Regions from separate parts of the Mus musculus genome. Here all the other regions are linked to region 4. Evidence: chromatin loops called from intact Hi-C (ENCODE). Cell type or tissue: heart. All regions are shown on one strand.

Evidence for each region. A loop is a pair of places that touch in the nucleus more often than their neighbours do. Peaks named below come from ENCODE experiments on the same cell type or tissue, not always from the same donor. Only the 100,000 strongest peaks of a DNase experiment are listed, where the experiment ranks them.
Region 1: it touches region 4 in a loop (2.2-fold over the local background); 3 of 42 quality-filtered maps call a loop at or near these places.
Region 2: a loop joins it to region 4, with 2.8 times the contacts of the local background. A loop is called at or near these places in 20 of 42 quality-filtered maps.
Region 3: it touches region 4 in a loop (3-fold over the local background); 12 of 42 quality-filtered maps call a loop at or near these places.
Region 5: a loop joins it to region 4, with 3 times the contacts of the local background. A loop is called at or near these places in 33 of 42 quality-filtered maps.

Annotation. Positions count from the first base shown.
Region 1 is chr11:78,854,040-78,859,039 of GRCm38, reverse strand. No RefSeq gene overlaps it. Among named protein-coding and RNA genes, the nearest start is that of Lyrm9, 30 kb to the right of the region's middle. In heart, a CTCF peak has its summit at 2,606 (motif pointing left); a DNase peak (open chromatin) is centred at 2,599; H3K27me3 peaks cover 1,017 bases.
Region 2 is chr11:78,953,916-78,958,915 of GRCm38, reverse strand. Nos2 (nitric oxide synthase 2, inducible) reads right to left here. Exons shown (of 27, transcript NM_010927.4): 23 at 3,934-4,021; 24 at 3,455-3,576; 25 at 2,272-2,420; 26 at 1,312-1,506. Among named protein-coding and RNA genes, the nearest start is that of Lgals9, 29 kb to the left of the region's middle. In heart, a CTCF peak has its summit at 2,462 (motif pointing right); a DNase peak (open chromatin) is centred at 2,445; H3K27me3 peaks cover 3,885 bases.
Region 3 is chr11:79,016,961-79,021,960 of GRCm38, reverse strand. Ksr1 (kinase suppressor of ras 1) reads left to right here. Exons shown (of 19, transcript NM_013571.3): 15 at 441-574; 16 at 1,148-1,279; 17 at 1,471-1,606; 18 at 2,266-2,399. Among named protein-coding and RNA genes, the nearest start is that of Gm11201, 4.1 kb to the left of the region's middle. In heart, CTCF peaks have their summits at 1,923 (motif pointing left) and 2,499 (motif pointing left); DNase peaks (open chromatin) are centred at 1,250, 1,410, 2,500, 4,071 and 1 weaker place; H3K27ac peaks cover 1,267 bases.
Region 4 is chr11:79,287,952-79,292,951 of GRCm38, reverse strand. No RefSeq gene overlaps it. Among named protein-coding and RNA genes, the nearest start is that of Gm30561, 15 kb to the left of the region's middle. In heart, a CTCF peak has its summit at 2,259 (motif pointing right); a DNase peak (open chromatin) is centred at 2,261; H3K27ac peaks cover 1,763 bases.
Region 5 is chr11:79,222,296-79,227,295 of GRCm38, reverse strand. It overlaps Gm30470 (a long non-coding RNA gene), which reads right to left and starts at 2,611. Exons shown (of 3, transcript XR_880030.1): 1 at 2,342-2,611. In heart, a CTCF peak has its summit at 2,670 (motif pointing left); DNase peaks (open chromatin) are centred at 2,445 and 3,655; H3K4me3 peaks cover 225 bases; H3K27ac peaks cover 1,580 bases.

The DNA of each region.
Region 1 (5,000 bases), 430 kb after region 4:
CATTTAAGCCTGGGGAAGCTCTGAGTCCAAAGAGGAAAGGGAATTAGAGAAGGGGGTTAGGGACAGAGCAAGCTCCTGGAGGGACAGAGGAGCAAGTGTCAACAAGAGCTTCAATCTGGGTGTCCCCAAGCAGAGCCAAGGGACTTGTCACAAAGAAATGTCTCTAACCACAAAGGAGAGGTGTCCCTTTCCTTGTGAGGGATGGCCAGTAGGGCTAGAGATGCTTCCACATTGATGTGGCTTTTTTAGAAACAAAGTAAGGTCCAAGAGGGAGCTGAGCGAGGAGGCTCCAGGAGCTGACAGAGACAGAGCAGGCAACTCCCAGGTCCCAGTTACCTACGGAGCAGGAGAGAGCAGGTGAGGGAAGAACCAGCTAAGGAGGTGGACTCTAAACTTTGGAGCTGAATATAATACAGTAAACAGCAGAATCCAGACGAAACAGATGATCCGAACCTTAGGAGGGTCCAACCAGCAGCTTGGTTCAGCTAGAAGTGGGTCCCTTGGTAGGGGTCCATTTATGCCCCTCTCAGGTTTGGATACCAGATGTTTAAACGGAGAACATGACCACCCCATAGTATGGTTACAGGGAAAATTTTTATTGTGGATGAGAGAGCTAGAGAGAGTGAGATCCAGAAGCACCTGGAAAAGTCTAGAACAGAAAGAAAAGAAGTAGACTGAACATGGCCAGCAGTCTGGACCTGGCCAGGAGAGAAGCAACACACACACACACACACACACATACACACACACACACACACACACACACGCGCGCGCACATCACACAGACACACACACAATCACACAGACACACATCGCACATACATCACACACACATCACACACACACACGCATCACACAGATACACACACAATCACACATACATCACACACACATCACATACACACATCACACACACATCAAACACACACATCATACACACAAGCGCACACACACATACATCACACAGACACACACACACACACACACACACACACACACACACACACACGGAGAGTGAAGGGAGAGGGAGAGAGAGAGAGCAGAGACAGTGAGAAGGAGCGATAGAGAAACAGAGAGACAGAGACAAACAGAAACTCAAAAACAGCAGGGTATTAAGGAGAATGAGTAGCTGGGAGAGGAAAGGAAAGCCGGTTAGCTGGAGGAAGGTTAGGGGAGGGGAGGAGGTAGGAAAGGCTAGGATGCCAGCAGAGCATTATCTTTGAAGTGCATAAAAGGTACTTGTGATCCTGAGGGAGCCTGGAGGCCAGCATGTGCTCTGCTGTGCTAATGAGCATCACAGGTAGCCTTTTGTTCCTTCTGTCAGCGATGAGGGAGATAGTTTTTTGTTATAAGGGAACCAGCTTCACAAATCCCTGAGGAATGCTGGCTTTTGTCTAACTACCAGAAGTCCTGCTGTATTCCAGACTGAGCCTCTCTTTCCACTGCCTTGTGGAGTGGAAGAATTGGAGTCTCCTTTATATCTCACAGTTATGAGCTGCCATCTGTGGGTCCTGGGAACTGATCTTGGGTCCTCTGCAAGAACAGTAGGCACTCTTAACTGCTGAGCCAACTCGCCAGCCCCATGCTCTGTGTGTGTGTGTGTGTGTGTGTGTGTGTGTGTGTGTGTGTTTTAGGTTTTTCTATGTAGCCCTGGTTGTCCTGGAACTCACTTTGTAGACCAGGCTAGCCTTGAACTCAGAAATCTGCCTGTCTCTGCCTCCCAAGTGCTGGGATTAAAGGCGTGCGCCACCACTGCCCGGCGCTGCCAGCCCAAGCTCTGTCAGCCACCATCTCCATGACAGTAGTTTAGTGTTCTCAAGCTGGTCACAGAAACGGGCTCACTGCAGATGTAGCCTTCTGAGAATATCTCCTTCCACTTAGTACAATGCCTTTGGGGGTTTGTCTAAGGTGATGCATGTAGCAATAGTTTTTGGATTGCAGAGTGGTATTCCACTATTTGCACTCCCCAAGGAGAATATTCTGATATCCTTGGATGTTTCTGAGGGAAATTTGAAGTAACTGGTTCAAAATTACAGGGTGTATTCTAGGGGCAGGGAGCAATCTGTATTTTTTTCAAAACATTAGATATTTTTAGTTTCTTTTAAAAGATTATTTTGTTTATATGAGTACACTGTAGCTGCCTTTAGACACACACCAGAAGAGGGCATCAGATCCCATTACAGATGGTTGTGAGCCACCATGTGGTTGCTGGGAATTAAACTCAGGACCTCTGGAAGAGCAATCAGTGCTCTTGACCACTGAGTCATCTCTCCAGCCCACATATTTTTATTAATTATTTGGAAATCCCAGCATCCACAATGTGCTCCCAGCTGTCTGTACCTCCAGTTCTAAGCAAGTGTGACATTGGTGCTTTTAAAGAATTTCCCCACTCATATAACCTATTCTAAAGTATTGGCTCAAGAGGGTGATTACCCAAGACAGCCTTCCACCTAAACGTATTGTGCTTCCCCACGTGGGATCAGTAGTGGTCAGACTCAGATCGTCAGCAGGTACTGAGTCCAGTTCCTTTCATTTTTCTCGCCTCAATAGAATTCAGGACTCCCATCTTCAGCCACCACATGCCAAAGCCACCTCCATGCTGCCACCTAGTGGTCACAGCCACAGCTGCTGATCCCTTTAAAGGAAGGCCGCTTCCATCCTCAGGTTCACTGCCAAGAGCGCATCACACTCCTCAGTCCCCTACTGTAGCCCCAGTGGACACAAAACACGACTCTAGTCTCAAAGGGAACAAAAGACACTTTATCCTTGAGCCAAATATAAGTGACCATGGCCCAGGGACTCAGGTCATCACAAATGCCATGAAATATGTATAGTTATAGAACAAAAGAAAGTTACAAATCAAGGTACTTTCTAAGTACATAGACAACAGGATCTGGCAGGCAGGTTACACCAGAGCACAAACACCAACCCGCTGATGCTATCAGAGGGCATTCTTAGCTTTGGGGTTGGTGGAAGTTAATACTAAGAACACATTTCAGAAGTTTTACCTGAGAATAGCAAGGACATCAGCTCAGGTGGAGCTTGGCAACCAATGGCTATCATGGGACATTAAGAAAGATCAAATAAGGGCTGGCGAAATGGCTCAGCAGGTAAGAGCACTGACTGCTCTTCTGAAGGTCCTGAGTTCAAATCCCAGCAACCACATGGTGGCTCACAACCAACTGTAATGGGATCCAGCTACAGTGTACTTAGTTATAATAATAAATAAATCTAAAAGAAAAAGAGAGAGAGATCAGAGAGTTAATTATGTAATTATTCTAGATCTTTAACACTCCAACCTCCATAAGTTAATCAGCTGATCGACCTTGGAGAATCTTTAACATGGATGTGGCTTCTCTTTTCTGGGAACTTCAGTTTACAGTTATCCTGTTGGCTAAGCATCATGTGTGTTCATGTAGAAGCCATATGTTTTATGTCCCCGCCAAATGCTAGAAGGCTTGTTCCTAGGGTCTCATGTAGCTAAGGCAGCAAGTGGGTTCCTCGGCTACACAGAAAGGTTGAGAGGAACCTGGGATACATAAGGCTCTGTCTCAATAATAATGAGAAAATAATCATAATAAATACTTTGATTTGTCCTGTGATCTTGGCTTTACAACAGATTCCAGCTCGGAGAAATGAATGGCTTTTCACTTTATAAAAGAAACCAAATCATTTTATATTTCTTTCTAACAAGTTGTTGTTCTCTTTTGTACCAGGCCTTACTGGGTTAGGGGTAGAAAGAAGGTACCAGATTTATAAGAAATCAAGATTTCCTAGGGTTTTTTTAAAAATTTTTTTATTTTCATTTTCTGTGTATGAGTGTTTTTGTCTGCATGCATGAGTACCATCTATGTGCTGTGATCTTCTGATCCTCTGGCCTGTGCCTCCCAAGTGTGGGCTTACAGACTGTTCTGCTAGGCTCCTCCTGACAGCGACTTAGCAATAGTTAGTGTCATCACCTGCCACCATTGCCTGCCAGGTGCTAGTCAGGTGTGACAATATATAATAAAGAGGACTGCTTGCTACTCTCCCCCTGCCCCACCCACCCCTCCCTCTCAATCTCCCTCTCTCTCTCTCTTCCCCCCCATTCTCTTTCTTTCTCTGTTTCCACTAGCCTCTCTCTTTCTGTCCTTCATCCCCACTTTCTCTGCCCTCGAGGCTCTGCCTGCCTCTACCCTTTCTCCAGGTCCCCGATCCCCTACCTTCCCTGTCAATAAACCTCCCTTATACTAGGTCCTGTCATATGTCAAGATTTCTCAGTGGGACACGGAGACTTTGGCATGGACCCACCAGGTACCCACACTCACTCCCACTGCCTCCACATTATATTTCATAACACTTAGCAGGCCATGAGAGCAATAAGCAACTCTGCCTGCTTTCTTCCTGGTGTTTATTTCCCTTACCCTAAAATCAACATTAAAAATATCTGAATGAGCTGGGCATGGTGGTGCATGCCTTTAGTGACAGCACTCTGGAGGCAGAGTCAAGCACAGATCTCTGGGTTCAAGGCCAGCTTGGTCTACAAAGCAAATTCCAGGACTACACAGAGAAACCCTGTCTAAAGGGGGATGGCAGGAGTGTCTTGGTGAGCTCCAACACTGCTTCACACTTGACTTGTCCTAAAATTCCTTTCTGCTAAGTATTCTAGATCTGTTTGAATGGAGATCTCTATAAAGAACTCTGGGACTGCTGTGAGTGACAGCGTGGAGCTGTGTCTCTGCCACCATTAATATTTGTCTTTTCTTAGACAGATGTGGTGTGTACACATGTAATCCTATCACTCAGGAGCCAGAGGCAGAAAGCCATTGATTGGAAATCAGCCAGAGACCCTCTATCTTTTATTTAAGTCCTGACCCAAGACTGTTAAAGTAGATTCTCTTAGAGTTGAGATGGGGGAGAGCTTTTAGTGCCGTACTTCAGTGTTGCTTCCAAAATAGTTCCCTCACCGAGTGCCTCAGGGCTGACTAAAGTGTCCTGTTTCTACACTTCTCAAAATGGCT
Region 2 (5,000 bases), 330 kb after region 4:
CTAAGGTAGCCCATACTGACTTGAACTTACAACTCTCCTGCCTCAGCTTCCCCAAAGCCTTAGGACTAACAGGTGTGCACTGCCTCTGCCCTTACAGCCCATTGTTAATGATGTCTAACATCCATGAACACATCTGGCAAGCTCTGAACACATTTTGGGAAGTACCCATGATACCCTTGCTGGTCATCACAGGTTTCAGAATAGTCCACACCCCAGGACCTTTGAACATGTTGCTGCCCCACAGAATAGTCTGGACCTCTGTCTCCAGTGTGCACAAAGCTTCTTCCTTCTTCAGGTATTTTTCTCAAATGTCACCTCCCGGGGACCCCTTCCCCAAACCTCATTAAACCACAAACACCCCAGCTCTGAGCTGCTGTTCTGCGTCTTACCCAAAGCAGTGCGCACCCTATGTGCTTGATTTGATCAACTCTGCCAGAATGTAAGCTACGTTTAGGTAGGTCTTTTGCTTTTGTACTTTCGAAATAGGATCTCATATAGCCCAGTCCAGCCTTGGACTGACTATGAAACCCAGGGACAATCTGAACTCTTGACCCCTGGGCCTCCACCTCCCCAGTGCTGGCGATACAGGTGTGCTCTGTGATCTATCGTGATATTGACAACATTTTCACCTGTTTTGTTGACTGCTTCTTACCTCTAACACATAGTAGATGTTTAATATAAATGGGGAGCATAACTTCGAGCCTTAAAGGCAGGTTTAGGAACCAGAGAGACAGAGAGAGGGAAAAGGAGAGAGGGGCCATGTGTCTGGGCTCTCACATTCGCTGTTAGGGCACCAGGGCCCCTTCCATCTGCAAAATGATGGAACAGTCATTCTTCCGTCATAAAGCCCTTGGAAGGGCAGAAGGAAAGGTCACCACGGGGCAATCATTGGTGAGCACCTGGCACAAGGCAGACCCTGCTACCAAGAGTCCTTCCTGTGAGAAATGAGGGCACCTAGCCAGCAACCTATTGTAAATAAGTGTCTGTCCCCCATAGGCAGTAGGGGACAGTCCACAGCCCTGTTATGCTCAATGGGCATTTAGGCAGGAGTGTGGGGAGCAGAGACTGCTGCTTTCATCCCAGATATAGAGAAATGGAACACACTGGCCTGATTTCTCAGCTAGCTGGCAACCACTATGGCATGGAAAGACCAGGCTTGAGGAGCCCAGCCGGCCCCAGGTTTCTGCAGTGGTGCCGAGGATCTCAGGGCACACACCTCCCCCACCCCAGTTCTGCATCCCTGGTCCTAGTTCCAAAGGCTTGTGACCTTGGTCTACTCCCCTCTGGAGGGTCCCACCCCAGCTCCCATACCTTGAGCTGGAAGAAATAGTCTTCCACCTGCTCCTCGCTCAAGTTCAGCTTGGTGGCCACCAGCTTCTTCAATGTGGTAGCCACATCCCGAGCCATGCGCACATCTCCGCAAATGTAGAGGTGGCCCTGCTCCCCGTGGAGCACGCTGAGTACCTCATTGGCCAGCTGCTTTTGCAGGATGTCCTGAACGTAGACCTAAAAGCAGAGGACACGGTGGGACCAGCCCTGGATGCTGGTGTCACTGTGGTCAGGCACACTGGCCATGGGGAGGGGAAGAGGGCCATTGAGGGCTTCAGTCAGGACCTCAGCTCAGGATAGACAAGTATCCTGTCCTCCTGGCCAATGGAACCCGTAAAGCTTCCCTCAGGTCACCATACTTTAGAGACATCAAGTTTATAGCTCTGCCCAGGGCTGTGAGATCTGCCTGTCTACACCCCGGAAAGAGGGGGCTTCCCAGTATGTATTAGCCCCAGCTCTGATTTGTAGCTCAGGTATAGGCTCCTAGGCTTTCCATTTATAAAGAAGGTCCTGCAGTCAGTCAGGAGTCTGTTTGTTTTTGTTTTTCATCTAAGATGACCAGTGGTCCAGCTTTAGGATGCAAATGGGGTCTTCAGGGAATGTTCACATGGTCCTGAATGGAAAGTGTGTAGGCACTGTTCATGCCCCTGGAGCAGAGTGCCAACCTGAGGGCCCTGGGGGGAATCAGCTCCACCTTCCAGTCTTACTGAACTAAGTGTAAAGCCAGCCCGGCCCAGCCCTGCGTCCCAGAGATGCTGGGCACCTGCAGGTGTTTGCACTGTGGAGATTAAACTACAGTGAGCTTGATGTTGTCATCGTGCTCTTCATCTCTCCCTGCCACTGTGCAACTGTCTTCACTGCAGGCTTGGAGTGGAAGGGCTGTATAGCCTGGGCAGGGGCCATCATGCGTGCTCTGCCAGCTTGCTGGGTGGCTGCACTTACCTTGGGTTTGCCGGGCAGCCGGGAGTAGCCTGTGTGCACCTGGAACAGCACTCTCTTGCGGACCATCTCCTGCATTTCTTCCTGATAGAGGTGGTCCTCCTCCGGGTGCCGGCACCCAAACACCAAGCTCATGCGGCCTCCTTTGAGCCCTTGAAGATCCAGAAGGTTGCAGTTACCACAACGGCCACCAGAGGGCAACCTGTGAGCACCAGGTACCCAATGGGTAGGTTTCTGATCTGGCATTATTCCCATTTTATAGCTAATGGTGGCACTCTTAAAAAACATGGTTCAGGAAAAAAAAGTATCAGTTCTGATTATGTCTACACATTGCTATTTCTTTTACTTGACATATTCTATTTTAATCTTACTTCTTCTTTTAAAATATTATTATAGCCAGTTCTTGGGAATTAGAAGCAGGAGGATTGATTTCCTGCAAATTTGAGGACAGCCTCCTCTGTATAGGGAATTTTCAGTTCATCCAGGGCTACAATAGCAAGACTTTGTCTCAAATATGTATAGGTGTGTGTGTGTGTAACATGCTAAGGACATTCTTTTAGTGGAATATCAGAAACTCGTGGCCTTCTTTTGTGAAAATCATCTCCCCTGACCCAGATGCTACATCAAATATAGGTGCAGAGGCCTCAGGCATCTTGAAGGTCAAACATTGCTAAGGGTTTCTTCCAGAAAAGCCTCATCTGGAGGATTCCAGACAGAGCTGTCCATCCTTCCCAGCTATTTCTCCAATGAAAAGAAAATGTCTTCATCTAAAGTCTGTTACTCTCATTCCCCCTTCACTCTGGGGACCCCTACACAGGCTTATTAATCTCTGTGTTATTAATGGATGGTCCAGCAAGGAGGCAAGCATTTAAAACCCAGCAAAATGGGCTGATGAGATGGCTCAGCAGGGAGAGGTGCTTGCCGTCGTGACTGACAAGCTGAATCTGATTCCTGGAAGAAGTAAAACAAGTTGACCTCTGACCTCCACATGCGTACCAGGACATACACACTCCTCTAGATACCTTAAAAATTAACAAGGAAACATGGAGACGTGGAGTGGGCAGAGCACAAACACTCCACATCTGTGTACCTGATTATGGGATATGGTGTAGTAATTTGATGTGCCTGTGTAATGATCAGGTCGGTCACAGTGACAGGCACACTCCCTATTGAGTAAGAGCTGTACCTTTGTGCTGGGAGTCATGGAGCCGCTGCTGCCAGAAACTTCGGAAGGGAGCAATGCCCGTACCAGGCCCAATGAGGATGCAAGGCTGGGAGGGGTCCTCAGGGAGCTGGAAGCCACTGACACTGCAGGAAGACAGAAGGAGAAAGACCCTGGTCTGCAGATATCCCAGGCTAGGAGCACATGCAGGATAGGGCTGGGGACCTAAGCGCCTGGCGGGGACCTGTGCACATCTTCATCTTCCCAGCCCAGGCAACGGCCTCTCTCCACACTGGGCCAGTCTCATTGGATCCCACCACAGGCATCACTGTATCTGTGTCATGGACTCCACGACACCTTGTAACCAGATGGCAAAACGAGGAGACAAAGAATTACCCCCTAAACCTTTATGGGCCGAGAGGAGACTCAGTCTTAGACCCTTCCCTTGCATTGCAGAATCCCCAGGGGCTAGGGGCTCCAAAGGGCCCCGAGTGGGTGCTTACCTTCGCACAAAGCAGGGCACTGGGTCCTGGGGCTTCAGGTTCCTGATCCAAGTGCTGCAGACACCATGGTGCAGGGGACCCTGACCATCTGCAAGGAAAACACAGGCCTGACTAACAAGCCCCGTGGGCTTCGTGCAACCCGGCTGGGTGTTCTTCCTGCAGTGTCAAGCCCCGTTGGGTGGCTGCTTCCTGAATGAGGAGTTACCTCTTCTCCCAGCTGTCTATACAGATCAGGGAAGGCAGTCAGGGGCCTGGTGAGCAACTGCGCCTTTGCCATTGTAGAAACTGAGTCACACAGAAGGCAACGGAGCAAGGGACTAAAGTCATGGTGGACTCAACTTCCTGCTCAGGTTCCTCAGTCTTACGCTAGAGCATCTCCCAAGTGCTTGTCTAGGGACCCTCCCAACATCCTTTCCCCACTAAGGCTCTGCCCACGCAGTGTGAAATGATCCCCAGGGCTGGCCATTGCTGAGTGTCCTCATGAAGGAGGCCTTTGCCAATAGGAACTCTGGGTGAGGGGTGGTCTTCCACGCCCCCTGTCTATTCTGGCATCTCCATCTTCCCCAGAAGCCTTTTCCTGGGCTTGTGGGTACCCCAGTGTCCTCTGGGTTACATTCACTTCCCCATGGCCTGACACATAAGGGAGGCCTTTAGCAACTGGAATAGTTGTTTGGTTCTGGTCTGCATGAACCAGCCTTGTCAGGGCTCACCCGCATCTCCTCTCTCATTCAATGGTGTGGTATGGTCAGTGAGGATGGACAGACACAGGCTCTGTGCAGTATTTACAAACTGCGCTCTTGGCCAAGGAGAGAGATCTCGGAGATGTGGACGCTTTCCAGCCCTTCCAGCTCAAACAGAGCTCAGTTACAGTGGTTAGAACAGGGAGGTCCATCCAGTGGAGGAACCAAGCCTAGAACACTTGACCTCCTAGTCTAGGGCAGCTTCACACACACCCCACTCCCTCCCTCGTGATACCGGGGGCCTCTGAGCACCCACACAAACATATGTCCAAGTATGTCCATGCCTGAACTCTTTTTTGACTTTCTGGCTGCTCTGTGAGGGCAGGG
Region 3 (5,000 bases), 270 kb after region 4:
ATTATTTTCTAAGTCAGTAATGCTGAGTACTTAACACAGGACCATGTGCATGCTTACTGCTAAGCTGCATCACAACATCACTGCTAAGCCCATATCACTCATCTCTATGCTCCTTGACTACCCGAGACCACTCACCGTGTCCACACCCCACAGTTACCCAAGTCTGAGGTGGCTGTTGGGCAGCAGAGTGGCATAGAAAGAGCATCAACCAGCTTAAGGTCAGATCTATGCTCCCTGTCTAACTGCTGTGTGACTTGGGGCAATTCACTTGCCCTCTCTGAGCCTCAGTTGCTTCATCTGCAAGCTGAGGACAGTATCCTCCTGCCTGCTGTCTGTGTGAAGATTGGACCTGGGGGTGAATTCTGTGTGGTACCCCGAGTAAAGCTCAACCTCCATCTTTAACCCCCACACACACTAACGCTAGGTTGTCTGTCTTCCAGGGCATGGGTTATCTTCATGCAAAAGGCATCGTGCACAAGGACCTCAAGTCCAAGAATGTCTTCTATGACAACGGCAAAGTGGTCATCACAGACTTCGGGCTGTTTGGGATCTCGGGTGTGGTCCGAGAGGAACGGTGAGTTGGGAAGCCGGGGCACTGTGTAAGTGTGAAGTGCCCACAGCTGTGTTGCTGGAGAGAGCCTTGCCACACAGGCTAGGTCACCTCGGTCTGTGGTTCAGCCCATGCGCTTTCAGGCCAGTGTTGGGTGTGGGTGATATTTAGGTCCCTCATGGTACTCAGCTTCCAGGTGGGTACCATGCAGGCTGAGGGACCAGGCTGGTCGCCCCTCATGAGACAGAACATTGGGGTTTAGTTCCTGTGGTTGTAAAGGGTTGGGGTGGCAAAAAAAAGCCCTAAGAATGGGAGCCTAAGGAAGAGTGGCAGGCCAGTAGCATGCAGGTTTGATATCTGCAGTCATCCGAGACCTAGACAAACCAGCTGCTCTCCCAGCACGGGGACTCAGACCCTGTCACTGACGGCTCCCCGCCATTCCCAACTGTGGCCTCCCTCCCTAGACGCGCCCATCCTATTCAAAGGCAAGATCTCCTGCTCCTCTCTTGGCTTTCTGTGTACCACTTGTGAGTACAGATGTGTGTAGTCAGGCCACCCGCTCCCCCACTGAGGTGTCGTTCTTGTCCTGACCTCCAGGCGCGAGAACCAACTGAAACTGTCACATGACTGGCTGTGCTACCTGGCCCCCGAGATCGTACGAGAAATGATCCCGGGGCGGGACGAGGACCAGCTGCCCTTCTCCAAAGCAGCCGATGTCTATGCATTCGGGTGAGTCGACCACTGGCCCCCCCAAGTGCAAATGAGAAGGCCCTGGTGGGGGCGGGGGGGAGGTGTGCCTTGGAAAGTCATGGCTGTGCTAGCTGGGCAGAGTGACTGCCTTTGACCTCTGGTCTCTGGCATCTAGCGTGGGCCAGCCATTGTGGAGCTCTAGTAGCTCACACTGTGGTGTGTCTCCACAGGACTGTGTGGTATGAACTACAGGCAAGAGACTGGCCCTTTAAGCACCAGCCTGCTGAGGCCTTGATCTGGCAGATTGGAAGTGGGGAAGGAGTACGGCGCGTCCTGGCATCCGTCAGCCTGGGGAAGGAAGTCGGCGTGAGTAGAGGGACAGAAGGACAAGTGTGGGCTGGGCATGTGACATGACTGAGAAGGCTTTCGTAGTGGTACAGGCACAGGGACCATTAATACCTAATACCGTTATATGGAGAACAAAAGTGTCAGGGGTGTGTGCCTTGTGTTGGCAACGTGTGCAGGCCACACCCCTGGATGTCAGGACTACAGAGGGTGCTGTGGGGCTGAGTGGACCCTGAGAAGAAAGCCTTCCTTCTGTCATGGCAGCTGTTCTGAGGGTTCTCAGCGGCTGCTCCTGTATTTAGTCCTGCCTGTCCAGTCTCTGCTCTGGAACGCTGAGGCGCCCCCTAGTGGCAGGGCCGTTCTCTATGCTTTCCAAGAACCCTGCATTTACCTTCAGATGTTTTCATGTTCATAGGATGTACCTTCCATCTTGAAAGGCCGTCCGCTTTCATTCTGACCTCTCCCATTTTCCATTCTGTTTGACTTGGTCGCTGACAAGTCGAGGGGGAAGGAAAGCAGACAAGTCCTCTTTGACCTGGAAGGTTGGAGGATCACCTGATTCTGACTCCACAGATGCGCGGGGCACTTGAGTGCTTCTTGGGGCTCCTCGGGAAATGCTCTGTCCTTGTGCTTCACTACCCAGATGCCCACACACCACCAACCCCAGTGCTTCTTTACAGGAGATCCTGTCTGCCTGCTGGGCTTTCGATCTGCAGGAGAGACCCAGCTTCAGCCTGCTGATGGACATGCTGGAGAGGCTGCCCAAGCTGAACCGGCGGCTCTCCCACCCTGGGCACTTTTGGAAGTCGGCTGAGTAAGTACTCCCTCCTTCTGTGAACCATCCTGAGCGCCTCTGTCTAGAGTGTCTGAGGGCGCCCTCTGCTGGACATGCATCAGACCACAATCCAAGGCTTCCACGGTGTAGGAGCTGAAGGATTCTCACCTCCCCAGTTGATGCTGGAGGCCCCCTGTAATGGGGGGCACCTCCTTTCCACCTGTGAAAATCCACACATCACCGTAATAGACTGTCACTGACACCAAGCCCAGGCTAGACCATGGTGGGAGAGTTGTGCCTGAGAGAAGGGGTCAGAGGTCAGGTCCATGTGAGTACCAAAACAGCCCCCAATAAGCAACATCAGTATTGCTTAGGCTGGCACCCACTTAGTCACTGAACTGTTGAGCACTGGGAGCTTGCCGCCCCCTAGTGAGCCACGCCACTGAGCTCTGTGGCACCCGTGTCAGAAGCCTTTCCCCCTAGTGGCCCTTTGTGTCCTGAGACACAGAGCAGAAGAGGCTGCTGTCATCTCCTCTGTATTCTGTCCTGTTCTGTTTCTACTTTGGCTCTCTGGCTTCCTCTCCCAAAGACACCTCTCCAGCCACAACCCTTTGTCAGGATCTGGGTCCCTGTCACTTGTCTTGGCTTTCACAGTGGGCGTTAGGGAAGATCCAGAGTTGCATAAACTTTGCCAGTCATCAGGCGGTAAATCCTGGAAGCTGGGCAAGGGAGGTGCTGGCATTGGCGGTGGGGGAGGGGTCACGAGGCCCCAGGGCTGAGCCCTGTGCTGCTTGCTGCTGTAGATCTTCCTTAGGCCCTCTGGGTACAGGCTTCCTCCTCTGTGAAACCATGCCAGCACCGGACACTGGCATTCAGAGATGACTCCTGTTTCTGAAAACCAGTCATCCCCACGGTCTCAGCTCACAGATGGGAGAGGAGTCCACTAGTAGGGACCGTCACCAGGCCACAGCCACCAGCTCCCAGGCTTCCGTGGCTTCCTCGGACATGGGGTCTCTAACTCTCACTTCTGTTTTCTTTCCTGTCGGCTTCATCACTTTTCGTTTTTGGGGGGGTGGCGGATACACTGGCCTGTCTTGTCATCTCCCCTGTTCTACCATCCTGACTCCTCCACCTGTCTGCTGGCTGCCATCACCCACCGGGCTGGACCGGATTGGACGGCTCTCTTCAACTGCTGGTGAAACGGTCTCGGGCACCCCTAGCCGCTGGCGGAGCCGCTACTACGGGAAAGGACGCTATGGTCACCCCGACTTTAAGAACTCCTGTCCAGTTCTGGAGGAATAGTGTGTTTCTGCCATTCTCTCGTTTTCTGCCTGTGTGTGGCTGTCCTACCCACCCTCCCATTCTGTCTCTGCATGCCAGCTTCTCACATTCTTGCTTTGATTTCCCATAATCCATAATGACCTCTTGCATCTGAAATGGCCACCAGACTTGTGTTTCTCACAGAGAGTTAAAGAAACGCACGGTGTGCAGCAGGGAGGGCCCCTCTCCATACCACAGGAGCTAGCTAGCATGTGGGCGAGGGGGGTTTAGCGCTCAGTGAGCCAAGCAGGTCCCCCCAAGTCCCACTATGGCTAGAGCTCAGGAGAGGAGAATCCAGTGATCCGGCTGTGGTGGTGTACGCCTATCATCCCAGCATTGAGGAGGCCGAGGCAGGGGGATTTTAAGTTTGGGTCTAGCCTAGGATACATAGTAAAATGTCAGAAGTAGAATCATCAGTGGCAGCTGGGGACGGGGATGGGCACACGCCTTTAATCCCGGCACTCGGGAGGCAGGGGCAGGTGGATCTCTATGAGTCTGAGTCTGAGGCCAGCCTGGTCTACACAGTGAGTGCCAGAAGAGACCCTGTCTCAAAAAGCAAACCAAACAAGCACAAGTGAACGGCTGGGGGTGTGACTCTGTGTAGAGCTCTTGCTTAGTATTCACAAGGCTGGGTTTGGGGTCCAGAACTACAGACATTAATAATGATAATAGTAATAATGAATGTAGAGAGAGGGAGGGAGGAGCCAAGAAAGCAGAAGTGATCATCTCTGAAGCCAGTTTGCTCGTCACAGGGAGCCCTGGGGACCTACGACTGCCCCGTGGGAACTTGGAGAAGATTCCCTGTGCTTGTCCCCAGCCATTCTGAGGGGTGGAGGTGGGGATCCTGTTCTGAGGTGGGTCCCTGGGCATCTGGCCTGGCCAGGCCCCTAAGCCCTGGCTCCTTTAGGCTCAGACTCTGATACCACTCTCTCCTCTGTCCCTAGGTTGTAGACCTGGCTGTCTTGCATGCCCCGGGGCTTCCTTCCTCCTAAACACCGACTCAGCTTCGTGACTTCTGCTAAGACTCAAAAAATGCCAGCAGGCACTAACCCAGGGGACGCCATCTCTGCTGCTCCAGACTCCTCCCTGTGCTCCATTTAACAGCTTCCCCTCCCCTCCACATGGCCTGTGGGTGCCTGACTTTCATCACTGCCAGGGGAGGATGGCACTAACAGAGTGACCCTCGAGGCGGAAGAGCAGCTTTCAGCCGCCTTCCTGGATAAGATGGTCTCTTTTCTCTTGTTCTCCCAAGAGTGGCTCTTGCTTGTGTTCCTCTGCTCCCTAGCCCTTACTAACACCTTCATGAGCCCCTGCTGAGCA
Region 4 (5,000 bases):
GCATGCTAGTACATGTTGAATTCAGTTTCCCCAGATACCAGGCTTATTCATATCTCTTTCTGTGCTAGGTTCTGCTCTTGGGTTCCTCCCCACAGTAGCTCACACCCCTCTTTCCTATTCCTTCTCTCACACACCCTTTACGATTTATTTATTTGTTTTATGTATGTGATTACGCTGTCACTCTCTTCAGATGACACACCAGGAGAGGGCATTAGATCCCTTTACAGATGGTTGTGAGCCACCATGTGGTTGCTGGGATTTGAACTCAGGACCTCTGGAAGAGCAGTCAGTGCCCTTAACCCCTGAGCCATCTCTCCAGCCCCTCAGGTTCATTTTCATCTCTCACTTGTTAAGTTTTCCTTGGTCTGTCTTTTCCACTAAAATGAAATTTCTGTCTCAGCTACTCAGGGTTTGAATGGGCAGCCATGGAGACTGAAGAGACAGCAAGGTCCCAGATGCTGAACCTGGGGGGAAGCTACCCCCAAACTCATTAGTGATACAGGGACCTAAGTACACATTGTGGGAGGTTCTAGAAGACTGGTCAACCTCAACCGTCCTTCCCACCCCAGTGAGGAGAGAAAGGAGGCTCTGGGGGAGGAGGGCTATAAATGCGTTATACTTTAACCCAGGGACTCCACCTTCATCTCTCTGCTTTACTCAACCAGAATAAATGTCCTTTTGGGCTGGTGTGTGTGTGTGTGCGTGTGTGTGTGTGTGTGTCCCTCCTTGCTGACCTGGAGTGGTCTCAGCAACCCATTTATCTCAGCTTCTCTAGCATTGTTAACTTGCCCTTGAACACCCCAGAGCCCCACCTTTGTTTCCCTGTGGCCAGTCAACACACCCTTGGATGGCTTCAAGAGCCCCCATAGAAGGTCTTCCTGGGTGGGCGCTGGAGTTGTGAGTTGGAGGTAATGCATGTGTTCCAGCTTGCCTGAGACCTTTGGTTTTAGTTGGAAAAAATGAAGGGGGATGATTTTGGCAAAGACATTTGCCGCTACCACGTTGGCCCCAGCTCCCACCCCTCTCCTGTACTGGGGCAGGAGAGCATCACCCGTGAGGTTTACCTGTCCTGGCTAATTATAACAAGGCCAGCTGACTGACAAGTCGGCTTGGTGCTGGGAGGGGATGGGCAGGTCACTGCCTCCTCCATCTCCTCCCTCTAGGACCTACCCTAGGGTTAATTCTTGGGGGTGGGGTGGGGGGGCAGATCTCCTTTAGAGAAAGGAAGTCACTTTAGGGATTCAGGCGGGCACTTCCCTTCTGACTCATCTGTCTCTTAGTTCTTTCCAGCAGGTGGGAGGGTTTCAGAAATGGCCAAGAAGCTGAGGCACATCTGGAGCAGGCAGGGACAGAGGCACAACTCTAGATTGCGATCCAGAGCACCTGAGTGATAAGTTAATTAACTAGTGAACAAGTCAACCCAAGCCAGATTAAAGTACATAAAGGCAGGCTTGTTTGGAGCCGCTCTCAGGCAGGTTCACTGGTCCCATGGCCAGGGAAGTCGCCATAGGGAGAGAGTCAGAGGGGAGGAGGAAGAGGAAGAGGAAGAGAGAAAGCCTGTGAGCTTGGGCAAGCAGGGACACATGGAGGGAGGAGGAGGGAAACAGAGAGAATGGGGTTGGGTTGGAGGAGGGAGAAAGCAAAATGTCTTCATTATGTAGGGAAGAGCTCCTCAGGAAGGGAAGCCCAGCCCCACTGCTGAAAAGATCCCAGAGAGGGACTGAAGGATGCTGGGAGAATCTGGAGGCCGCTTTGGTACTGTCTTAGTTAAGGTTTTACTGCTGGGAAGAGACACTGTGACTAAGGCAACTCTTATAAAGGACAGCCTTTAACTGGGGCTAGGTTACAGGTTCAGAGGTTCAGTCCATTATCATCATAGCAGGAAGTATGGCAGCATCCAGGGAGGGATGGCTCAGGAGGAGCTGAGAGCTCTACATCTTGTTCTGGAGGAACTGGAAGACTGACTCCTCAGGCAGCTAGGAGGGAAGGAGGGTCTCAAAGCCCACTCCCACAGTGACACATTTCCTTGAACAAGGTCTCACCTCCTTATAGTGTCACTTCCGGGGCCAAGCATATTCAAACCACCACAGGTACGTTAAATGTTAAAACTGGTCACAGGTCTGAATCCCAGCACTAAGGGAATTCCCTTACTTTTGTAAGGAAACCTCAAACCAGAGTCCTTGGCTTCAATGCAAATAAAGTTTCAGTGGGTAGAGTCAGGCCAGCAGGGAAGCCTGGCCTCAGTTCTTTCTCTGGATCCCACCAGGTGGCAGGCAAGCACTAACTCCACACTTGCAACGTGGCACATAAACTCCAGCCCTCATGGACTCCAAGTGAATGAATGAATTTCAGGATAAGCTGGTGTGAGGCCAAGTTGGTGTTTATTAAGAGATACTTTTAACTCCATTTTAAGCATGAGAGCAAGAGTCAAGTATCCTCCAAGAGAGGACACTTTACTGCCTTTCATAGACCATTATGGAGGCTTTTGAAGAGGATAGCCTCAAAGGATTGCTAAGAAGCCTAGAGATAACAGGTGGCTCGGGGGGTGGGGGGGGGGGTGGGGGGGTGGGGGTGGGGCTCTGGACAGGATTATGGTTGAAAAGATATATCTGTGTAGATCCCAGGATATGATTGCTGTAAACAAAGAGCCTTGTTTGTGATGCTCAGAACTCTCTGGGAACTGAATAGATGCTCAGTCCTCAAACCTGGCTCAACACCACCTTACCATAAAGTATCTGTTATCCCCCTTGTCAACCTTCAGGGCAAATGCTGGCTGGGCTGGGATTCTTGCTTCTCTGCCAGTGAGAAGGACACTCTCTTCCTGTGTCCCCTAATTTTTGTTGTCTTTCTGACCTGACAGATCCTGTACCCACCACCTGCATCAGAATATATGTACTCCTATTCCTGACCAATAGTATAAGTACCCTTGCCCCTCCTCCAAAAAATAACCAAATTCAGGCAGTTTCCATTCAAGTATTATTACTTAATCTGTCAATCAAAATAGAGACCCACCCAAACTATGGCCTTAGGTTTAGCTCCCTTAAGTAAGAGACACCAGGCTGTGGCCTTGACTACTCTCATTCCTGTGGCCTGCTGACAATCTTGACAGTGTATCCTTCTATAACCTGTACCTTCCCCTTACTCAAAACAAAATTAGCTTGCTTCTTTTGCAAAATCTGTGTGAGCCCTCATTTCTAATTCTTTGGACAAAAAGCCAAGGGCCTGAAAGCAATCAGCCTATAGCCCAATCATTGGTAACCAACCTAGCACTTGGGGCAGACCAGGGAAAGTTTGAGGCCAGCCTGGGCTACAGGTAAAGTAGCCCTGGTTTGAATGGCAGCATTTATCTTGTGCCTTCCAGTGTTTCGCGGTTGTTGGTTTTTTTGGGTTTGTTGGCTAGTGTTTTACATTCCGGAAGGTAGCAGCACCTTCTAAGTCCAGTCCCATGCATCTGTATCTTTGTGCTTAGAGAATCTTTGCAGAACAAATAGAGTCCTCCATGGTATCTCAGGAATCCTGAATTCCTGAGATTGCAGAGGTGTGTTCTATTGCTTGCAAAGCAAGCTCAGGAGAAAAAGGCTTTGCTGCAATCACACTGCGAATTGTTCTATGTCACTCAGTATTGTGTGACACAGTGGCTTCCAGGCTCTGCCTCTCCCTGGCTGACTTTTTTTCTAAGCTTACTGTAACTCTTCTTTTTAAAGACTTGTTTATTTTTATTTAACATGCATGAACCTTTTGCCTGATTGTGTGTCTGTGCACCATGTTCATGCCCTCAGAAGCTGGAAAGCATCGGATGCCCTGGAACTGGAGTTACATGCTGTTGTGAACTGCCAAATGGGTGTCAGGAAATGAACCCAGGTCCTCTGGAAGAACAAGCAATGTTTTTGTTTTGTTTGTTTTGTTTCCCAAGCTGAGGCTGTCCTGGAACTCATTCTGTAGACCAGGCTGCCAGGCTGGCTTTAAACTCACAGAGATCTGCCTCCCTCTGCTTCCCAAATCCTAGGATTACAAGTATGTGCCATCAGCACCAAGCTGTTTGGCTTTTAATGTATGTGTGTGTGTGGTGTGGTGTGTGGTGTGTCTGTGATGTGCACAGAGGGTAGCACATGAGTCCCAATCCACAGGTCAGCAGCTTCATTCTAGAAACTTCCAGCCAACATGAGTGAAGCGCATGCCAGCCGTAGACAGAATGAAGATATCATTTCCAGAGCCCAGGCCCTCTTGCACATACATGCGTTCTTCTTTTTAGTGCAGAGTTCCGGTCCCTGGACTTTTAAAGCCAGAGCCCATCTGAGCCTATGTTTGGGAATCAAGACTGATGGTGTAATAAAATTAATAGCCCATCAAACTTCTTGGCTGAATTACAGTCCCATTATTACAGGAAAGACAAACAACACACTCCATTAAACTGAAGGGTGAACGAGACTATGGAGAGAAGCACAGAAATGATGGGAAAATTGTGGCCTCTTCAGACCTGGAGTCTCCTAGACCGTGTGGTGTGACAAATGAGCTCTGGGAGGGTAAGTGACCTGCCTAAGGCGCTGGGTGCCTTTTGAAAAGGTGAGGCCTTAAGAACACAGCAAGCTAGCTCCCTCTCTGGACTTAACTGGAGTCTCCTGTCACCCCCCTGGGGCCCAGAGGAGGACCCTGCAGTATAGTGATCACCTGAACACCTGAGCCTTCCTCAAGTGTGCTGCTTGCTGTGACTTCTGGGTGTCAACATTTACACCCAGTGAGAACTGCTCACACCAGTGCTCAATGACAGCAGACCTGTCTGTCCCAGTTCCTGGTTTCAAACCAAGGGCCCAAACTGTGAATTCAGCAGGCAATGTCCTCCAGGACCACCAGGAAGCCTGAAAGTGAGACTCAACCTCAGGAACAAAGGCCTCTTGGGATATCATCTGCAAAGAAACCCATGTGTGCGGGCATGCGTGCATGGGTGTGGGTGGTGGTGGGGTGGGTGGGTAGACCTTTAAATAGTTTTTGTTGTTTTTTTT
Region 5 (5,000 bases), 66 kb after region 4:
AGTAGTAGTAGTAGTAGTAGTAGCAGTAGTAGTAGTAGTAATAGCAGCAGCAGCGGTAGTAGTCCAGATGATTGGCAGATATGACTCAAATTGTGAGGATTGTCTGAAAAAGCCAAGTCAGGAAAGAAGTGGCCAGAGGGGAAGGGAAAGTCCTAAGGGGTCAGAAAGAGGCACAGCCAGTTGTTTGGCCAGTCTGGTTTTGTTTGTTTGTTTGTTTTTTGCCCCGCTTGCTCTGGTTGCTATATCTAAGTACACAGTAGATGTCTCCAGAAGAGGGTGTCAGATCTTATTACGGATGGTTGTGAGCCACCATGTGGTTGCTGAATTGAACTCAAGACCTCTGGAAGAGTAACCAGTGTTCTTAACCACTGAGCCATCTCTCCAGCCCCCAAAAAACTATCTTAAGGTGGCAAAATCATGCCCCTGCCAGAGCACGAGACAAATCATGGTTAGCTGCTGCGGACAGTCTGAAGCAGCCCCATATCCCACACCTGGGATTAACAAAAACATATTCACCTACCATTTCTGTGTTTTAAAGAAATCAAAGTTCTCACTACATGTGGTGAGGTGGGAGGCAGAGACAGGAGAGTCTTGTAGAAGCTTGAGGGCCAGCCAGCTTGGGAACAGACACCCTGCCTCAAACCAAGGAGGAAAGAGAGGACCAATGCCCAAGGCTGTCCTCTGATCCTCAGAGTGTTCTGTGGCAGTCACAAACCTGTCCTCACATACACGTGAATATATACACACTCATCATACACACACATGCACAAAAATAAGTGCATGAGTCAATACAAATATAAAAAAAGAAAGAGAGGGGCTGGTGAGATGGCTCAGTGGGTAAGAGCACCCGACTGCTCTTCCAAAGGTCCAGAGTTCAAATCCCAGCAACCACATGGTGGCTCACAACCATCTGTAATGAGATCTGACTCCCTCTTCTGGAGTGTCTGAAGACAGCTACTGTGCACTTACATATAATAAATAAATAAATCTTAAAAAAAAAAAAAGAAAGAGAGAACTCATGGAACGGAGCTGTGGATGGTACCAGGCAGTAGTGACCGCATCATGCACGTCCCACCCCAGCAGCCTAGTCCAGCTCGTCTAAAAGAAAACAAAAACCCATGAAACTGATTACAATGTGCCATGACCTCACCCCAGCTTCCTATGCAGCAGAAGCAAGTCGCACAGTATCTGAGAGAGGCTTCTAGAACCGCAGCCTCTGCTGACCAGCTGGAGAGGCTGTCCTGTGCTGTCTTGTGGTACTGCGGCATAAGGCCCAGCAAAGGTTTCTCCCAAAGGTCTTCTCTTGCCTCCCTGTGATGTTCTTCACAGAGACAGCAAGGGCTGTGGGGAGACAGTGACTGTGACTGCAGAGGAACCGAGTGGAGAGGAGGTAGCAGCAGGCTCGGGTCACAGAGCTTTCAGGGAGAGGCCAGTGCCCAGGAGCAGAACACGTGGATGTTAGACCACCCAGAGTGACAACAGCTATTTGGGCCACATCTTCTGGGATGAAGAAGAAGGAAACTTGCTGTGGGGCTGCTTGTCCTCACTTTCTTTGACAAGCTCATCTAGCCTGCAGCTGAGGAAGCCCCTGGTATTAGAACTTACTCCTTTGGGATTCCAGTGGAAGACCAGCATCTCTTTAGGAATCCCGTAGTTATATATGATTTATTAGAGTGGCTCACAGGCTGTGCTCTGGAGAGTTCAACAATGGCAGTCTCACAGTGGAAAGGCTAAGAATCCTATAGTTGTCTGCCAGGCTGCAGTTCCAATCCGGTGCTGGTCCAAATTTAGGGTGTGTTTCCCTATCTTAAGTGATTGATCAAGAAAACCCCCCATACAGGCATGCCTAGTTGCTTGAGGTTTAGTTGATTTTAGATATAGTTAAGTTCACAGCTAAGGTTAGCCATCACATTCAGTAAATTCTTTTTTTCTATAATTTCTTTGTCTGGAAAAGTCTCAAGTGTCTTTTCTTATAAACACACCTGACCCTCCCTAGCCTAAGAAAGCAGGAGATGTCTGTCTGTCTGTCTGTCTGTCTGTCTGTCTGACTGACTTGGAAGTTCTTGCCTTTTCTGGTCTGCTCAAACAACCTTCTGTTGGGAAAGCTCTGCCCCAGAGTGTCAAAGAGGTAGGATTCAGCTGGACAAGAAACAGGAAGCTGCGTCAGGACCCGCCTTCCACACTGGGCAGTCAAACTGCGGATCTGAACGGAAGACTGTTGACTTGGTGACCTGCCCAGGCAGCCCAGCCGGGGGATCCTGAGATGACACCGAGCGAACTCTTGTGACCTGGGCTTTAAAAGTGCATTCGCAATTGGTTGTCTGTATGTCCCCTTACTCACCTAGGCCTGGCACTTAGTAGGGACTCCTCAGACATCTGTCACTTGATTGAGCCAGGGAGTAAAGTGAGACGCCCTTCACACTCCCAGGTTCATCCCTGGCCTGTGCTGCGAACCAGCAAACTAGGCCACATGCCTGACCCAGTTTTTCCAGTGCAACCTGCCAAGCCCCGGGGGCAGCAGTGGGTCCAGAGCCAGCATCCGTGGTGAGTCAGGAGCTTCTCTGCTGCCGCCTGGGACAGAGGCCTTCCAGACTCGCCCAGCTACATTCAGCTGGAGGGGAAAGGGGCCTTTTTAGGGTAGCTGGAAGCGGGACTCCGTGCAGCACTGCCCCCTAGTGGCCATGGGGAAGCTTACAGGGCTTAGGAAGCGGGTCCCAAGATGATCCCCAACGTTGAGTGTGCCACTAGCTGGTGTGAGTGTGCTACTTTAAAAACTTGGATGGATGGACACACTTTTATGTTTTTTCAGCTTGTCAGAATTTGAATTACAAAAAAACAAAACACAAAACAAACCCCCACAAGCTATGATGATCTCGTTGGCAGTCATTTCCCAAGTCCCTCCATTGCCCTTGATAGCTGGCAAAGGCAAGCACGGGTTTGCTCCTCACCCCACCAGTATAATATTTTTATTGATTATCTGGGAATTTCACATAACGCACTCCAAGCACATGCTTCCCAGTCCTCTCAGGCCCATTGCTCCCACCCTGGTATCTTACCGGAAGGAGGAGGAGGAGAAAAAGAAAGAAAAAAAAGAGAAAAAAAATACTAAGTCCATTGTGTTGTCCATATCCTCACTGGAGCATGGTCTAACTTCCAGTGGATAGCCCCTTAAAGAAAATGGAGTCCTTCCCCACACCGCCAGAAGCCATCAGCTGTGGAGAGCGCCACTTCAGCCCCCTTACGACAATTTTTGAGAGTTCTCTTCCCTGGTTTCCTGTCGAGACTGTTTCTTTTGGGGGGGGAAGGGAGAGGTTGTCACAGAAGCCTTCTATGTCTTTCTCAACTGAAGCACAAATTCTTTTATTCCAATTTTAATTACTTTAAACTCTTTATTATTTGTGAATGTAAAGTTGTGGGGGGAGGTATAGACTGTGTAGGAAGTTATGTGGTGTGTGTGTTGGGGCCATTATCACCATTTTTGAGCCAAGTGTGAAGCAAGCTTCATTACATGCTGGCCTGGATGATGGACATTAGCCAGGTCCGTATCCGGGATTCCCATTTGGTCACTGGTTGTGTTCGTCAAAGGCCTTACTAAAGCAAAAGCTACAAGGCCACATACTTCCTGCCGTCACCCAATCAGGGACAAGCACACATCCTGGCATACTTCCTGTCTATGTCCCGCCCACCTACATGTGATCAAGCACATCTTGTGTGGTTGATGCAACCAAGCTTGTTTATAGAAGTAAAAACATGTGACTTGTTATTTCGCATGTACAGCAGTTCCCAGCATTCCAGGAAGTATATCTTGGGCAAGTGGGGCTTACAGGTTAAAGGCATTTTTGTTTTATAGATCTCTTATTACAGTAATCTAAACTTAAAACTTCCCTTCAGCCATCATAGTAGGCATGTGCTATGGTGCCTATGTAAAGGTCAGAGGACAACTCTGTAGAGTTGACTCTTTCTGACTTTATGTCGTCACCAGGTTTGCATGTCAGGGGCCTCTACACCTTGAGCCATCTCGCTAGCCATTCCAATCAATTAGTAATATTAACGCTCAGATCATACAGTACACAGTGGTTAGAAAATGAACACCTGCTGGGCAGTGGTGGTGCACGCCTTTAATCCCAGCACTTGGGAGGCAGAGGCAGGTGGATTTCTGAGTTCAAGGCCAGCCTGGTCTACAGAGTAAGTTCCAGGACAGCCAGGGCTATACAGAGAAACCCTGTCTTGAAAAACAAAAAACAAAAAACAAAACACACAAAAAAAAAAAAAAGAAAAGAAAAAAAGAAAACGAACACCTCTGGAAGTGCTGGGCGAAGACTGCAGGGTCAGGGTGGAGCTGAGCCTCCAGGCCCAGTCAAGGTGTCCAAGCGCGATGAATGGAGACCATAGATGTGAAAGACAGACAAGGGTCAGACTTAGTCAGCCGGTCTGGGAGGAATGAAGTTATCCCAGGGGACACCTGCCCCTCACTGTGGCTATCTGGACTGTTAAATGGCATCCAGGGGACAGGCATACCCCCTAGGAACTGTATGTTAGGAGAAGGAAATGGTGGGATCCTGGAATCGGATGGCTTTGCCAGATCTGAACCAGAGACTGCTTAGTCATCATAGTTGTTGCCTTCTATTTAAACAGCATCCTCTTGCAAGGACCCTGAAGGTAGATTTGGGAGGCCATTGGATCTCTTGGTCTCTTTTCCCAATGTGACCACATTGATTACTGTAGTGCCAGGGAAATGTTACTGACCCCCCCCCCCCAAAAAAAAAAATAAAACAGACAGGAGCCAATCTGATGCAACTCACAGCAGGGTCTTTATTCTATTCGTGCTAGCTTGAGCCCCTCCAATGTACCACTGTCACGCAGGACGGTTTTGGTGGTGGGAGAGCCCCGAATGTCTATTAGGACAGGGCTTTATAGTAAGCAACCAGCAGGGAGTACGTGTGCAAGCATCTAATTGGAAAGCTCCTGTGGCCTTTAACGTAATTGGCTGGTGCTGGGAG